2 separate regions of the Homo sapiens genome follow, and region 2 is linked to region 1. Evidence: read pairs that join two places in POLR2A ChIA-PET (ENCODE). Cell type or tissue: PC-9. All regions are shown on one strand. Each heading gives the region's core, and the rest is flanking DNA. Links, peaks and the distances in the headings are about the cores only. Region 1 overlaps LOC124903197 (a long non-coding RNA gene). Region 2 overlaps MBNL2 (muscleblind like splicing regulator 2).

Region 1 (8,410 bases), core at 77-8,076:
CTCCAAATACCGTCATGTTGGAGGTTAGGTTTCAACATGGAAATTTTTTATTTTTTATTTTTGAGACAGATTCTCATTCTGTCACCCAGGCTGGAGTGCAGTGGTGCAATCTCAGCTCACTGCAACCTTTGCCTCCCAGGTTCAAGCATTTCTCATGCCTCAGCCTCCTGAGTAACTGGTATTACAGGTGTGCACCACCACGCCTGGCTAATTTTTGTATTTTTAGTAGACACAGGATTTCACCATGTTGGCCAGGCTGGTCTTGAACTCCTGACCTTAAGTGATTGGCTTGCCTTGGCCTCCCAAAGTGCTGGGATTACAGGCATGAACCACCGTGCCCAGCCTCAACATGGGAATTTGGTGGAAGACACAAACATTCAGTCCATAGCACCCTCCACTCTCCCATCAAACTAGATTAGCCCATATTAATTAGTTCATTAAATATACCTACTGTTTTGGCACACTAGGTGCTGGAGTTCTACTCGACTTCACTGGATACTTATGCTAGCCCTTATTGCTGCCAATCATTCCACGAGCACAAGAAACAGAATAATGGTCTCTTGGTCTAGCCCAATGGGAAGGGTCCAAGAAAGGGGAGAGTGGTGGGGCATGGGACAAAGGAGCCAAGGGAGACTTTGGCCTGGGCTTTGTGACTGCTATAAGCACAGAAAACTTTGCCAGTGGGCAGTTTATTTGGCAAGTTTGAGCATTAAGAGGTAGGATTATGCTAGCTATGTTGATCAGGTTACCATCACCTTATCCCAGCGATCACTTTCAGCATCACGAAAAATAGGACCACCTGTGGATCCTGATGCAATTTGCTACGAAGTATGCAGCAGCATCTGTGCAGTCATTTTGCCAAATGTATACAATAAATTTTATCTAACTTCCGGTTTATAGAAAATATAGGGGTTAGAGAACCAAGATAAATGACTCAATGAGCAATAATCAGACAAATCCAGAAGGTAGAGCATTCCCCAAGACCCCTGCTAGTCTCTCCTCCTGGTCAAGAACATGAAAAGAAACATGCAGGGAAGGAGGTGTGGATGGGCTGATCGAGGTTAAAAGAGAATAAAGAAATATAATGAGTAAATGCAATTTGTGAACACTGATTGGCTTCTGCTTTGAATAAATGAGTCATAAAACTCACTGGGGCAACAACTGGGGAAATTTGAATAGAGAACAGGGATGATATGATATGCAGGTCTTATTAATTGTGTTAGGTGCCCTATGGGTATTGTGATTATATAGAACAAGATTAGTTTATAGAGATGCTACTAAAGTCTTCAGAAGTAAAATGTAGTATCTTGAATTTACTTTAAATACTACATTAAAAAATTAAAGTATATCCAGCAAAATGCTAACACTTTAAAATTCTAGGTGATGGGTATATGGTGTTCATTATATGAAACTATCATAACTATGATAAATCTAATGAAATGGAAAATTACAACCTTGGTTTGGCAGTGTGAAAGCAATGTAGTGATTTATAAAACCTCTTTAGGGGATAATTGCCATGAGTACAATGGTTATTAGGGACATTGTGAACATGTCAGATTCATTTTGGGGAGTCTTTTTGATTTTCAAACCACCATGTCCAAGTGCACTCAGAGGGCTTCTGTGCAAGGAGCGGACAGAATCTCCTTGTGTGTCATGGCCCAGCTTCAGACGCACATGGAGGGAATATTGCCTGAGACTCCAAAGATCCCCACAGCCAGAGGCCTCCATGAGGCACGTTTGGGAGGCTGATCAATCCATTTCACTACCAACATTCAGCCCCATCACAGCAGGGAGAGGCAGCAGCTGTGGTGGGCAGGGAGGATGCCACATTCCTGACCTTCAGCCATCACTTCCTCTATCTCTCTTACCTCTTGGGATTTCACAAGTGGCTGTTCCCTTCTTCTGCTTTCTTCCATAGGCTGGACCCATCCTCTTGCCTCCCTTACAGGTCCATGGCATCTGTCACTCAGCATTTCTCCCACTTCACTTTTCCAAGCTTGCTCCACTTCCTGATGCTTTCCACCATTTCCTCCACGGTTTTTTTTTTTTTTCCTTCAAGCTTTTCTTGCTGAATTTTTGTACGATTCTCCTGTCCCATTTTTACTCAACTTAAGAATTGTATCACGATTTATATTGCGGTTCTCTGTCAGCTTTTTTTCCCTAGTACCATCTGCCTCTTTGTAGAAGACTGGTGATATACAGGCAGATACACACACAGACACACACACACGCCTTTGGTAGATGTCATGTCAAGTTTGAGTTTGTGCATGTACTGAATGACGCTTAGGAAAATGCTTAGTGAGGAATGAATTTGTTCTTCAAAACCAGAGCATACATTTAACATTTGGATCATATTTGTGAGTTTCATTTTTGTTTGCAGTAACAGTATTTTTCTCTCAGTGGTAAGAGCAGCTCATATTCACCTTTCCCTAATGCTGAATTCTCCACTTACTTCCCTTATGTTGCATCCCGGTTTGTTTGGGGTAATTTAGGTTTTGAGCCATTCTTCTCTTGTTAGAGTCTATAATGCCTCTTCTAAATTGAAATTCTTCCTTTAGGGAGCCAAGAACTCGGATGCTTCTAAATTTACATCTGGGTAACAGATTTGCTACAAAGTTGGACTACTGGGGAGCAAATTCAATGTTTCAGAAATTTTACAAAGAGTTACATTCCTCAAGGTCTCATCCAGTGAGTTCCGTCACTGGGGACAGATGGTCTACTTTAAGTATAATCAGGAAGTTTCAGAAACATGACATAATGTTTATCTCTCCTAAGATTTTTCTCTTTGATTTGGCGTCTGAGAAATACTCCTTGTGCCCATCTCTCTCTCTTTCTTTGGCAGATTCTGACAAAAATAATGTCTAGAAAGGCTTTTGCATTGTCTTTTATAAAAAGAACATATTTGCTTCTAATAATACATATTGGCTATACTTTAACACTTTTAGATCACATAAGCTCAGTTTCTTTTTCTCTTATGAAAAATAATGTGCTTTATTTTGAGCAAACGAATAAGCCACAAGCTCTCTGAAAAAAGATGATTATAGGAGAAGAACCCAAAAGGTAATCATTTTGGCCCAGAATTGTGATCAAAGTTGTCCTTTATATCTGTCCTACATCTGACATTTAGACACAAGCTCTCACTGCAGGGAGTCTCATGAGAGCGTGCCTAGGATGGCAGGAAGGATGGCATTTCTTAAGATGGGTCTGACTACATGATGTATGTTCAGTAATTTACAAAAAAAAATCTGAAATGCAAATCAAATATAAACCATCTTCATAAGAGTAGGAAAATGCTCCCCGCTCCCAGCCAACTGTGCCAGCTCTTTTGAGGAAATAGTATTTATTGAGAGGAGATAATACATGTTTGAATTTTTCCAATTGTTCTTTATGCTGAATATTCTTCATTTAAAAGTAGCTCACATATTTTTTCTGCAGTCTTTAATTGCAGATGAGTTAGGTCTACAACTTCTTTGGTGCCTCTGTGCACACTACAGTTTGCACACACACACCCTGTCACTACTCTCTTTTATTCTATAGGATCGTTTTATGGAGTTCAAAGTCCTCAAAGCTTGCAGGGAAGGGAGGAGGGCTAGGGAAAAGGACGATTGTGCTAAGCCTGAGTGTAAACTCCCCTGGAGCAGAGAATGACTCACATTCTCTGTGACATGAGTCACTCCCATGCAAAACTGGAGTTGCGAGCTACTACTTTGCCTGTAGCTGTTTGTTTGTTCAGAGGCAGATGGAAGGCAGAGGCTGCGCAGAGAATGGAGAGCTGTGTCTGAGGAGCCTTGGAACATTCACCCAGGTAGAGGAAGGCCACCGTGTGATCACCTTTTCTCCTTGGCTATAGCTCAGAATATTCAGTTCCCTAAAGTAAGGCACTGCTAGTATTTTTTACCTAAGGAACTGAACCAGAGAGAAGGTTAATTTGCAAAACAAAAAAGAAAAAAAATTGACTAGCAACCGATAGAAATTGATAGAGAGGGAAAAGGGAAAAACTAATGGGGTAAAAACTCAGAGGGTTTCTCTATCAATTAAATTAAAGCTTTCTCATTTAATGAGAATTGATGCTTATTATAACTGTGCTTATTTATTCTTAGCTGTATATAAAACAGTAGAAAGTTGTTGATTTAATATGAAAGTTTAGAAAAGATAAGGTATTAATTCTGCATTCTAAAAACTCATTAACCAGGAGTGCTTGATTTCCTAGAAAGAATGGAACTTCGCCTGTCATAATTATTGAGACGATAGATTCACCTCTGATTTCTCAATTATAAATAGAATCATCAAATGCTGAAGGCAAGGACCTTGTCTAAACAATCTCCACTAGGTTATGTATTTGAAAGTGTTTGGAACTACTGTGAAAACTCGATAGTTCTTAGGTCTTAGTTCATCAAAACCTAAAGTGAAACATACCTCCACACATAGTGTGGGTGTTCATCCCTACATATTCCACCTCCCCACACTGGCCTCCTCGAAGGAGGCTTGGAAGAGTCTATGGCTGGCTCTGCATTGGTCATGCACGCCTCCACGGCTGCTTTGCTCTGTGCCCCGGCTTTCCTAGGTATCTCCTCTCAGCCTGACCTCCGCTTCCGCTTCCTGTCCCACGTCTCTAACCAACAACTTAAAGGGACCCTACCCAAGGAATTGTAACCTGTGGAATTTCCCTAAAGGGAAATCTCAGATATAGCTAGGGGCTCAGGGAATGCAACTAACATGCAACTTTGGGAAGATGGGTTTTGCTTTTTTATCTTAGACTTTTTTTTAGTTTGCCTTGAGAAAAATCAGAGCTGTTCTTTAGAAAAAAACAAAAAAATGAGAAGGTAGCAGGTCTTGTCTTCAGTCTTTCCCATTTCCCAAGAAGCACCGGATCAGATCCTCTTAGGACCATGAACTCTTCACTTCCTACCTAGCTACCTAGCCCAGATTTATCATGTCAGTTACCTCTGTAATATGGTGTTGGTTTATAATAGCTTAAAAATGAGTGTTGTGGCTCCCTGCTATATTTTCTTTTTTACTGGTTCTTCTTGAAAACTAAAAAATAAAAATAAAAAATCCTAAAGGAAGAATTCTCTAGTTGTAAAGTTTTGTCAACATAGTCAACACTGAGGGAAGCATTTGAAAACCTTCCCTATGTCCTTTGTCATCTCATATAAGCAGCTATTTATCTGTAACCACTCCCAATATTAGGCCAACTTGTATTTGATCATACCACATAGCCATTAGCTGATTTGGGTCTCAGCACTCTTGGTAACATGTTAGAATTCTTTGAAGGACCTTCCTGCCATCAACACTTCCTAAATTCCCCAAACCCCTGTGCCGTTGAAATCTATCCAGGAGGGGAGTCTAACATGCAAAACTGCATGTGACTCTTCAGCAAGGTGGAGAACAGGAGGCAGGTATGATAGGTTTGCTGGCTTCTGGTTTACTAGTCCCTGGTACAGATGAAATGAATAATGTTTGTACTCAAGTAAATGTACTCACCTTTCTTTAATTCACAGATGATGTTTTGTTGACAGCTAAGATTTAACTTTAACTTACGGATTTCCGTATAATTTTACAATGCAGTTACTTCCTAGGATTCATTCTAACTATGATTGATACTGAGTAAACTCTCTTTTATTTTTGCTTCATTTAATTTCTCTATATGTATAAAGTATAATGGGAATGGTTTTACCCTGACTTATTTTTCGATAGTTCAATGATGGCTATGGAGGAAGAGTGTTTAAATGAGTTTTTTGGTTTGTTTTGATTTTTTTGAGACAGAGTCTTGCTCTGTCACCCAGGCTGGAGTGCAGTGGCATGATCTCCTCTCACTGCAATCTCTGCCTCCTGGGTTCAAGTGATTCTCCTGCCTCAGCCTCCCGAGTAGCTGGGATTACAGGCTCCCGCCACCATGCCTGGCTAATTTTTGTATTTTTAGTAGAGACAGGGTTTCACCACATTGACCAGGCCAGTCTCGAACTCCTGACCTCAAGTAATCTGCCTTCCTCGGCCTCCCAAAGCACTAGGATTACGGGCATGAGCCACCACGCCCGGCTGTGTTTAAATGATTATTGATGTGGTGCCACGTGGAGTGGGAAAAGGGAGCGGCTGCTCTGTCTGAGCCTTCAGAAACCTCGCCTTAGCAGCAACAGCTGGGAATGAGCAGAGTCTGCTAGGATCGCACCTCCATGAAGGAGGGGTCTGAGCTAGGGCCAGATACCCGTAGGATCCTGATACTGCCTTCTCTTCTGCTTAGAGGACTATAACCATGTTATCCCAGAAATTGTGCATTAAAAACCATGAAGCTCCTCTCCCTGCCTCTAGACATGATACTTCTTTTTTTTTTTTTTTTTTTTTTTGAGACAGAGTTTCGTGCTTGTTTCCTAGGCTGGAGTGCAATTGTGTAATCTCAGCTTACTGCAACCTCTGCCTCCCGGGTTCAAGCAATTCTCCTGCCTCAGCCTCCTGAGTAGCTGGGATTACAGGCATGTGCCACCACGCCTGGCTAATTTTGCATTTTTAGTAGAGATGGGGTTTCTCCATGTTGGTTGGTCAGGCTGGTCTCAAAACCCTGACCTCAGGTAATCCGCCCACCTCAGCCTCCCAAAGTGCTGGGATTACAGGCATGAGCCACCCCGCCCAGCCTAGTGATACTTCTTATAATTACTCTTGGTGCAGCCACCACATGACGGCGGAGGATGAGGAGGAAATAAGGAAGATCTCAAATAGGAACAAATAAGGAGGTCAAGGTGCAGGGCTAGAGGGAAAGAACATTAGAAGCAAAGTATTCGGAAGGACCCTGACATAGAGCTGTGAAGGTTACATAATGACAGTGGTACTCATTAGGCGAATTTCAAATATTTGAACCCTCTAAACTTACAGGCACATGGTAGCATTGTGCTTCCCCCACCAATTTAAATTTTGTCTGTGTAATTTGCTTTAGCAATAAAATATGTGGGAAGTGATGCATATTTCATATCTAGGTAGAAGCTTCAGGAAAGAACGCAGGCTTCCCTACATGCTCTCTCTCCAACATTTGAGAAAATGGCTGCTTCATCAGCCTGGGTCCCTGAACAACTCCAATGAGCAACCTGTGACGGGCCTGTGGAAGGACTGTAAAATTAACTTTGTTGCTTTAAGCATCTGAGATTTGGGAGATGTGTGTTATTGCACTGTAACCTGACCAGGCCTGACTGATCCTGAAGGAGCAGATAGAAGCTAAACAAAGGCTAAAAAAAGCAACATGATAAGAAAGAAAAGAGAAAGAAAGAATTGGTAATGAAAGAGAGAAAAGAGAGGTCAGGGAAGATATGGAGAAAAGGAGGGAGCAAAAGGGACTGTAAGAGGCAAGAGAGAGGATGATGAGAAGAAAGAGAAAAGTGTCCAAGGAAAAAGAACCTAGGTGTCTGAGGATGCAGGTGCCCAGTAGCTTGCAGTGATAACTTGCCATATGAAGTGAGGGCATGGGCCTTGATGTTAACTGCATACTTTATTTCATAACTAGTTGGCAGCACGTATTCTGTTACTTATTCCTCAAGCTATATATTTGAAGCCATCATTATTTTTCCGTTGAAAAAAGCTAAAAGATATGGGCATTGGATGGTGTTTGGAACTGCACAGTGTAACTATATTATGAAATAATAGTTTGTTGCAGAAAAGAGCCTGCCAAGTGGTCTAGTTCTGAGTTCTTGAGCCCTTGCCCTCTGGTGCTATAAGGCTTCTTCCTGGTTCCCTCAGGGGCTGCTCCCTGAAACAAGGCAAGGCAGACCAAGCAGTTGATCTACCTTGATTCTCACCTGAGCAGTTGCATTTTTATTGGATGTGTATAGCAGGCTTCCATGTCAGGTTTTACTTGCAGACAGGGTTCTACTCTTTTCTTTTCTTTTCTTTTCTTTTCTTTTCTTTTCTTTTCTTTGAAACGGAGTCTCACTCTGTCACCAGGCTGGAGTACAGTGGTGTGTGGCATGACCTTGGCTCACTGCAACCTCCACCTCCCTGGATCAAGCAATTATTCTGCCTCAGCCTCCCGAGTAGCTAGGACTACAGGCGTGTGCCACTACAACCGGCTAATTTTTTTTTTTTTTTTTAATATTTTAGTAGAGATGGGGTTTCACCATGTTGGCTGGGATGGTCTTGATCTCCTTACCTCGTGATCCTCCCGCCTCGGCCTCCCAAAGTGCTGGCATTACAGGCGTGAGCCATCGCGCCCAGCAGGTTCTACTTTCTAAAAGAGTTTTGCCAACAACAGATCCAGTCTATTGTGAACAAAAACCCCACAACACTTCACTAACATTCCATCCAAGCATTAGGCATGAACATATGTATTTGTTCAGAATGAAATGAGGTTTGTAGCTTACAAATATTACCTATGAATGAAAAATGAGCACAGAAGGAGTGCTGTTGGCCAGGGATCTCACTTGATTGG
Region 2 (8,267 bases), core at 1-8,000, 150 kb after region 1:
CCTGGGTTCAAGTGATTCTCCTGCGTTCAAGCGATTCTCCTGCCTCAGCCTCCTGAGTAGCTGGGATTACAGGTGCCTGCCACCAGGCCCGGCTAATTTTCTGTTTTTTTTTTGTTTTGTTTTGTTTTTTTTTTTTTTAGTAGAGATGGGGTTTCACGATGTTGGCCAGGTTGGTCTCGAACTCCTGACCTCAAACAATCCACCTGCTTCGGCCTCCCAAAGTGCTGGGATTACAGCCATGAGCCACCATGCCCGGCCTATGTTTATTTCTTTTATAAAATGATTGTCTTAGTAGGTGAGTCTTGTTCTTTTTCCATAATGCCTTTACTTGGCAAAAAGAAAAAATAAACGGGCAACTCTGTCAGTTTCTCTCTCTTTTTTATTATATATTACTGCTTCATAAAATTCAAAGGCAGGGATCTATCTGTCCATACTACTTGGACTGAAATCCACACCAGCAAACTCACTCATTTGAGTCATACACACTGGAAGAGTTTTGTCATAAGAAAGTCACTGTGAAATCCACATGTTACCTGAGAGGACCCAAGAAATTCCTTAAGCCATTTTCTGTTAGCAAATGAGGACAGCTTGATCCATCAAATAAGCTAATATCCATTTGAGGGTGGGGAAGGAAAGAGCCCAACCAGAAACCTCAAAACCTAGAATGGCTTTGTTTCAGTGCACATAATCAAGTCCCCAAGAAACTGAGAGAAGCCAGCGGAAAATGCCAAGGTCTAAACAAAGGCCAGCGGGCATGCCCCTGGGACTGGGGAGACCAGGTTTGTTCTGCAGGAGTTAGATCAATGATGAACTTCACCCATTTCACAATTTTTCCATTAACTGACCCTGCTAATACTAAATAGCACATTCTTTCCACTTGGTTTGATTCAATTTCCTCTGGCTCAAAGATTATAGTCCAGTGTATATTAGTCTTTCTCAGCACCATCATGACCAAGAAGAATAAAACTGATACTCCTAGGACAAATCCTCCCCTGAGCACTGACCTTTGGGATTCAGGGAATGAGTAGATATTGACATATTTATTTGTGATCAAACTTACCTAAGCCATCCTGCCTGACCAAACAGCATTTTGGGGCTAAGACTGATGAGACCATTTTCTTATGCCTGAGGTTGTACCCACACAATATTAAGCTCTGTAGAACATGATATATTGCCAGGGGAAGGAGAAAAAGAAAATGACTTAGAGGCCTTAACCTAGTTAAAGCAAAACAGAATGGCTAGATTCAACTTCAGGGATGATTATATTTCATTTAGATTATTATCATCTCAATGGAGCATTTCTTATTCTTAAAAAATACATAATGCGTCTAATTTTTTACTGAATACTGATGTGGGTGCTTAGGTACATTAGTAATCAATCTTAATATAAAAACTTATGTGTTGAAAAGTAGAATAGAATATATAGATGCTCTTAAAAAATGACCATCTGGTCTACATCTCAAATCTCATTTGGAGGAACATTTCAAGTGCTCCCAGCTCTTAGTAAAATCATTAATAATGACACTAAAATAATCATTTGCATACCTGCCATGAAACTAGGCATTGACCCAGATGCTTGGGATCTAAAATTAATCAGTAGCAGCCCTCATTGGAGGCATTTAAATCATATGGCCTTTCCCCCATTCCTGCTAACTTTCGGTTGTTAACAGAAGTTGGGATAGCTGGAAAATACCAGGAAAACAAAATTCTTAATGAAGAATTCTAGTAGGTCCAGAATCTTCTGAGTGGTATGTAAAGTCAAGGAGAAAGACATTTCACTTTCTAGGGAACTTTAAATCTCTTTATTCATTTATTTATTTTACAAATAATCATTGAGCCACTATTTAGTGCCAAGCACTATGTTTGGTGACCAAAGGAGAGGCGAGGACCTTGCTTTCGTGGACCTTGCAGCCCAATGGGGTAATCAACAGTATTCCAACACAGTGGTAAAGTAAATTAAAATGGAGACCAGGCCTGAAGAAACTATAAGCAGACATAGCCAGCAAGACCTCAGATGTGACCTGAACCTAGCTTGATTTGCAAACATAAGCAAAACTTAACTTGAGCAATTTCTTGTAAATGCCTATATTAAAGAAGAATACAACTTAAACTCCAACTAATCAGAAGTAACAAACAAATGTGTAATTATGTAACTAGGGAATTTCCAACAGGATAGATGAAATAAGGTAACTGTATAACTGCAATCAGTCAAATATTTTCTCTGCATTACTTCCATGTTTCTCCTATAAAAGTCTCCCCATTGCAATCCCTCATGGAGTTCCCAAACCAGTTCTGGTTTGGAGCCACCCAATTCTTGAATCACTATTTGCTCAAATAAGCCCATTAAATTTTTATTGTACCTCGGTTTACTCTTTAGCAAAAGTAAACAAACTAATAAAATAATCACAATTTCTGAAAAGTGTGATTTATTTATGAAATTTGGAATGCCCCAGTATGACAGGCAGTGGGCACACCGCTGGAAATACAGCATGTTAGAAAGGAGACAAATTTCTTGACCTCGTGGGATTTTCATTCTAGTGGGAAGTGACAAAAAAAAATCAGCAGAAACAGCCCTCCTTGGCCGGGCGCGGTGGCTCACGCCTGTAATCCCAGCACTTTGGGAGGTCGAGGCGGGTGGATCATGAGGTCAGGAGATCAAGACCATCCTGGCTAACAAGGTGAAACCCCGTCTCTACTAAAAATACAAAAAATTAGCCGGGCGCGGTGGCGGGCGCCTGTAGTCCCAGCTACTCGGGAGGCTGAGGCAGGAGAACGGCGTGAACCCGGGAAGCGGAGCTTGCAGTGAGCCGAGATTGCGCCACTGCAGTCCGCAGTCTGGCCTGGGCGACAGAGCGAGACTCCGTCTCAAAAAAAAAAAAAAAAAAAGAAAGAAACAGCCCTCCTTTCCCACCCAACAATTATTTATTTACCTACTATGAGAATTACTAGAAAGGAAATGGAGCAAGGTACTCTGATAGAAAACATTGTGATGGGGGAAGACTTTTGCAGAAAGGGTGGCTTGTGATGTGTTCTCCAAGGAGTTGCTTTCTGAGCTGAGGCCTGAAGGAGAAGAGAGGAAGGCTTCCCAGATGCAGGGGAAAAAGCTCTAAGCCTGGCTGGAGATGAATGCGTTTTGCCAATTCCTGGAAACAAGAGGCCTGACATCATGAGTAAGACAGAAACTGTGTAGGTGTTTGAATGTTATGCTCAGCACTAAGATTTGAGTACAGGGATGACAGGCTCTGATCTGTCTTATGGGAAGGCCAGTCAGCCTGGAGGAGGGATGGTAGGAGGAGGAAGGGCCAGGTGGTTGGTTAAAAAAAGCCTCTGCATCACTCACATTACTAGCAATGCCACCCGGCTGGGGTGGAGGGGGCAGAGGTAGGTAGATGTGTGGATTTACAATATGTTTTGAGGTAGAATTATTATTATTATTATTATTTTGAGACAGAGTCTCACTCTGTTGCCCAGGCTGGAGTGCAGTGGTGCAGTCTTGGCTCACTGTACCCTCTGCCTCCCGGGTTCAAGCGATTCTCCTGCCTCAGCCTCCCGAGTAGTTGGGACTACAGGCATGTGCCACCACACTCAGCTAATTTTTTGTATTTTTAGTAGAGACCGGGTTTCACCGTGTTAGCCAGGATGGTCTCAATCCCCTGACCTCGTGATCCGCCCACCTCAGGTAGAATTATTAATATTAGAAAAGCTGATGTGTCACGACAGGTTATTAAAAAGATCAAGTAATACACATCCCATCTCCATTTGCTCTTTACCTTTGTGGCATCAAGAGTGATTGCTTGGGTCGGGCGCGGTGGCTCACGCCTATAATCCCAGCAATTTGGGAAGCCGAGGTGGGCGGATCACTTGAGGTCAGGAGTTCGAGGCCAGCCCAGCCAACATGGTGAAAACCCTTCTCTGCTAAAAATACAAAAATTAGCTGGGCATGGTGGCATGCACCTGTAATCCCAGCTACTCAGGAGGCTGAGGCAGGAGAATCGCTTGAACCTGGGAGGCGGAGGTTGCAGTGAGCTGAGATCATGCCATTGCACTCCAGCCTGGGCAACAGAGCGAGACTCCGTCTCCGTCTCAAAAAAAAAAAAAAAAAGTGGGCTGGGTGCGGTGGCTCACGCCTGTAATCCCAGCACTTCGGGAGGCCGAGGTGGGCGGATAAGGAGGTCAGGAAATCGAGACCATCCTGGACACGGTGAAACCCCATCTCTACTAAAAAATACAAAAAAACTAGCCGGGTGTGATGGCGGGCGCCTGTAGTCCCAGCTACTCGTGAGGCTGAGGCAGGAGAACGGCGTGAACCCGGGACGCGGAGCTTGAAGTGAGCCGAGATCGCGCCACTGCACTCCAGCCTGGGCAACAGAGCCAGACTCCATCTCAAAAAAAAAAAAAAAAAAAAAAGTGATTGCTCGAAGAGGGAACGACCCTTTCCTCTTACGAAGGCATCTCTCCTGGCCCCATTTGCACTGCTGGTAATTTTACCCTTCATGTTCTCTAAGGCCATTCTTGCCATAGTCACTCAGGAGCTGGGTGTAAACCCAAAGCTTGGGGAGAACTCGGTTTATCATCTGAGCAGACTTCCCTTGGACTGCTTCTGTAGAAAATCCTACTAAACATATCCTGTGTAATTGAAGCTCCCGTCACTAATAGATTTATCTTGGTTCGTCTTGAGATTGGCTCCAGTCTCCTTAACTTTTTCTTTGCCATTTTAAACAGAAAGTTCTATTTGATCATTTGTTTTTTAGAATTATTTTTTATTTCCAATTTCAATTCTAAATAAAAATCTAGCTCATTTTTACATGAAGTTTAAGCCCACTTCTTTAATTAAATTGTAGAAAGTGTTGTCGATATCCAAATTCCTCTCTCGGTGAGCCCCAGGTCCTTCCAAAACTTCTAAAATCTTCACTTGAAGTAACTGTACTTCTTGATACATAGTACAATTTCTTCTTTATTTTCCTGTAGGATTTCTTCCATTAAGTTCATCTTGATTTACATTTTTCTCAGGGAATTATTTATTTCACCAAGATTTTCAATTTTATCACTTAAAATTATTTTACTCTATCAGTCTTCTCCCTAAATATGACTACATAGATAATTTATAAATTATTTGTTTTCCTTTTATTTTTTAAATTAAATTTGCCAGAGGTGTGTCTGTTTTATTTGAAGAACCTGTTCTTGATCTTAGCTACCAGTTCTACAAAGGACAAATTATTTTATCTCATCATCATTATTATTATTTTTACTTCTGTGTTTATTATTTCCTTTCTCCAGCTTTCTTTTTAATTGTTTTGTCTTTTTGCCCATAAATTCTGAGTAGAATATTTAGTTCTGTTCTCATAATTCTTTTTTCGTTGAAGTATTTAGGACTGTAAATCTGCTACAAAAAATAGTTTTGGCTGTATCTTATAGATTTTTGTTAAATAATATTCTCACTTTTGTTATTTTCTAGTTTGCTTGACTGCCTCAGTCATTATTTATGCAACCACTTCTAAAATATCCAAGTAATTTGGTTTTTCTTTTTCCTTTGAAATTCTAGTAATAGTTTGTGGTAGTATTTTATTATTAAAATAAAAAGGTACAGTTTTTACCTTAGAAATGCACTAAAGTATTTTTTTGGTGCAGATGATGATCAATGTTTGTACCTGGTACATGACACTTGAGAAGATGCATTTCCTGTTCTTAAGGTACAAGGTTATATCAGCGTGCAGATATTTATCCAAACATTAAATAATTCAAGTGCTTTGTGCCTGTAATTATTTATTTTTGTCCCCTTGACCTGCCAGAGAATTATGGTGATGCAAGAAATTTTAATACTCCTCACATGTTTCCTTGTATTTCTAACAATTTTTGCATTTCATAGAATGATACTGTGTTGTTCTGAGCTTAGTATTTCCTGAGTCTCGTACCTTTTTTATGGCTCTTGTGTATCAATATGCAATTAACCTTTTTTTCAATATATTCTTTATTTTTGTTTTTGTTTAAAATTTTTTCTTTCCATAGGTTTTTGGGGAACAGGTGGTATTTGGTTACATGAGTAAGTTCTTTACTGGTGATTTGTGAGATTTTGGTGCACCCATCACCCGAGCAGTATACACGGAACCCACTTTGTAGTGTTGTATCCCTTACCCCTTCCCATCCTTTCCCCCGAGTCCCCAATTTTCTTCAATTTATTCTTTAACATGAATGTACCACTCCTGCTTTTTTTTTCTTCATGCTTTCCTGATATATCTTGTTTCATTCTTTTATTTTCAACTTTATTATATCTTTTTCATCTCGTGTAAGCTTCATTTCATTGAATTTCATTTTTAATTTGAATTAATCTTGAAATCTTATATTTCTCTGATATTTATATTATTTCTAGCTTACGCTTCTGTATCTACCTTCCTTTATTTTCTTTTTTCTCCTACTGTTTCCAAAACCCCTCACCAATTAATGAATGACTCTGTTCAATATTGTGCCATACTCCCTGCAAGACACATGGAAATGTAACACTCAGTTCTTGTTCTTAGGGATTTTATAAACTAACTAGGAGACAGATAGCCATGCAGAATTTACAATTAAATACTAAACCATGTGTACCGGTTATTAGCAGAAGAGACTTTTTAAGAATATGGAAGTGTTAGCTGCAAGAACAACCAAAAAATGTCATAGCAGAGAGCATTACGGGCTAGGTAGAATTTAGCTAACTGGGAAGACAGACCTTCATGTTATTTACCCTATATCAGTGGCTGCCAAATGATATTCCTTCGGGGACTTATGGAGGCATCTGGTCAGTAGGTCTGGGTATGGATCCCAGTGTTCTGTATCTTTAGAAGCTCTCCAATGCTGTAGCTGCATGGCCAAATTTAGAAAACATTACTTGAAATAGTTATATCACCTACTCTGAAACAGTTATTACACTGTATAAATCTAGTAACTATCCCTGAAGGTCTTACTTAAAGTTTCCATTTGTCATAAAATGTTCAAATAAGGCACAAAGACTATGTTAACTCATAGATTACATTTCCCAAGTCAGGATAAAAAAAGATCAAGCACCTGCCCTACACCCTTTGGCTTTTTATTCTTGTGACAATTCTAATTGCAGTGTCCAACTATGCAGAAGCCTATAAGTCATTAACTATAACTATAAACAAAACAACAACTGCCCAGTTATTAACCACCCAGTTATTGCCAGTTTGAAATGTTATGGTATCATTGTGAGGGGAAAGTAAGCAGTATGTGAAAAAATGGAAATGAATGAACTGGATGTGTTCACCCTGGAGAAAGAAAGATTCGGAGAAGACATGATAGCCCTCTACAAATGTTCAGAGTTAGCACAATGAAGAGGAAGTAACTTGCTCTGTGTAAAGAACAGGGCCAATGAATGAGATCTGTGGGAAGACACATCTTTGTTCAATATGAGGAAGAAGATACAAACATACCTTGAGGGATAAAAGTTTCCATCTCAAGAGCTGCTCAAATAGGTGCACACCTGGGATTAGTCTTCAGACTGTCTTTTAAAGTTTTTTTTTTTCTATACCAAAGATACTAACAGACAGTCCCAAGCAGAACTAATTGCTAAAGTGGCCAATCCCAGCTTAGCAATAGAAGTTTTCCCCTGTGCCAGCGTTGAAATATTTGGTTGCCTAGCAACCATTATGTATCTATGATGTGTTGGAAAATCATTTGTTTGTGCCTGGGTTGATGTAGTTCTTAACACCATACTTGGTTCATTTCATTCATGACAAGTATCCCCATTATAGTTTGTTACATATCAAAAGGGTGTTGAGCTGCAACGTGCACCGTAGTAATCTTTATCAAACCCTACCCAGCTGGCAAGCTTAGCCATAATGATCACAATAGAAATAGATGTTTGATCCATGCAGGAGATGACAGGATAGGACGATGAGAGCACAGTAACAGTTTGGGGACTCATAAAACTGTTAACATACATTTAAATCTAGTAGAGTTCTTGGAGTGATGGTACAAGTTTAATCATGAACTCTTCAACATTGAAATCCTGTGAATTTTGAATAAGTGACTAATACCAGCATTTAAGGTATAGAACAAAGTTTAAATACATAACATACTTAGGTCATAACTTTGCATTTACAGTCTCCTAGGAAACCAACAAAATATATCTGGATAGTTTAAAAGTATGATCTCATCTATAAAGAGCTGCTTTATATCATAAGAACCAAAGAACTGTTATTTGTCAAACTTCCACATTAAATATCTGCCAAGATATCTTATTAGGTTTTCTTAGTAATAATGACTCAGTA

Evidence for each region. ChIA-PET counts read pairs that join two places held together with the same protein. Peaks named below come from ENCODE experiments on the same cell type or tissue, not always from the same donor. Only the 100,000 strongest peaks of a DNase experiment are listed, where the experiment ranks them.
Region 2: POLR2A ChIA-PET joins it to region 1 with 15 read pairs; 3 of 35 experiments call an interaction of 5 or more read pairs at or near these places.

Annotation. Positions count from the first base shown.
Region 1 is chr13:97,138,103-97,146,512 of GRCh38, forward strand. It overlaps LOC124903197 (a long non-coding RNA gene), which reads right to left. Exons shown (of 3, transcript XR_007063844.1): 1 at 4,417-8,410; 2 at 1,869-3,906. It also overlaps a transcript of MBNL2 not described here. Among named protein-coding and RNA genes, the nearest start is that of LINC00456, 37 kb to the right of the region's middle. In PC-9, for the core only: no CTCF peak of the experiment used is centred there; DNase peaks (open chromatin) are centred at 3,679 and 4,589; H3K4me3 peaks cover 2,548 bases; H3K27ac peaks cover 3,112 bases.
Region 2 is chr13:97,287,816-97,296,082 of GRCh38, forward strand. All of the region lies in intron 2 of MBNL2 (muscleblind like splicing regulator 2), which reads left to right. It overlaps LOC101927385 (a long non-coding RNA gene), which reads right to left. Exons shown (of 4, transcript XR_001749966.2): 1 at 7,428-8,267; 2 at 6,707-6,837. Among named protein-coding and RNA genes, the nearest start is that of MBNL2, 70 kb to the left of the region's middle. RefSeq lists an enhancer at 3,075-3,134 and a silencer at 7,560-7,854. In PC-9, for the core only: no CTCF peak of the experiment used is centred there; no DNase peak of the experiment used is centred there; H3K27ac peaks cover 2,015 bases.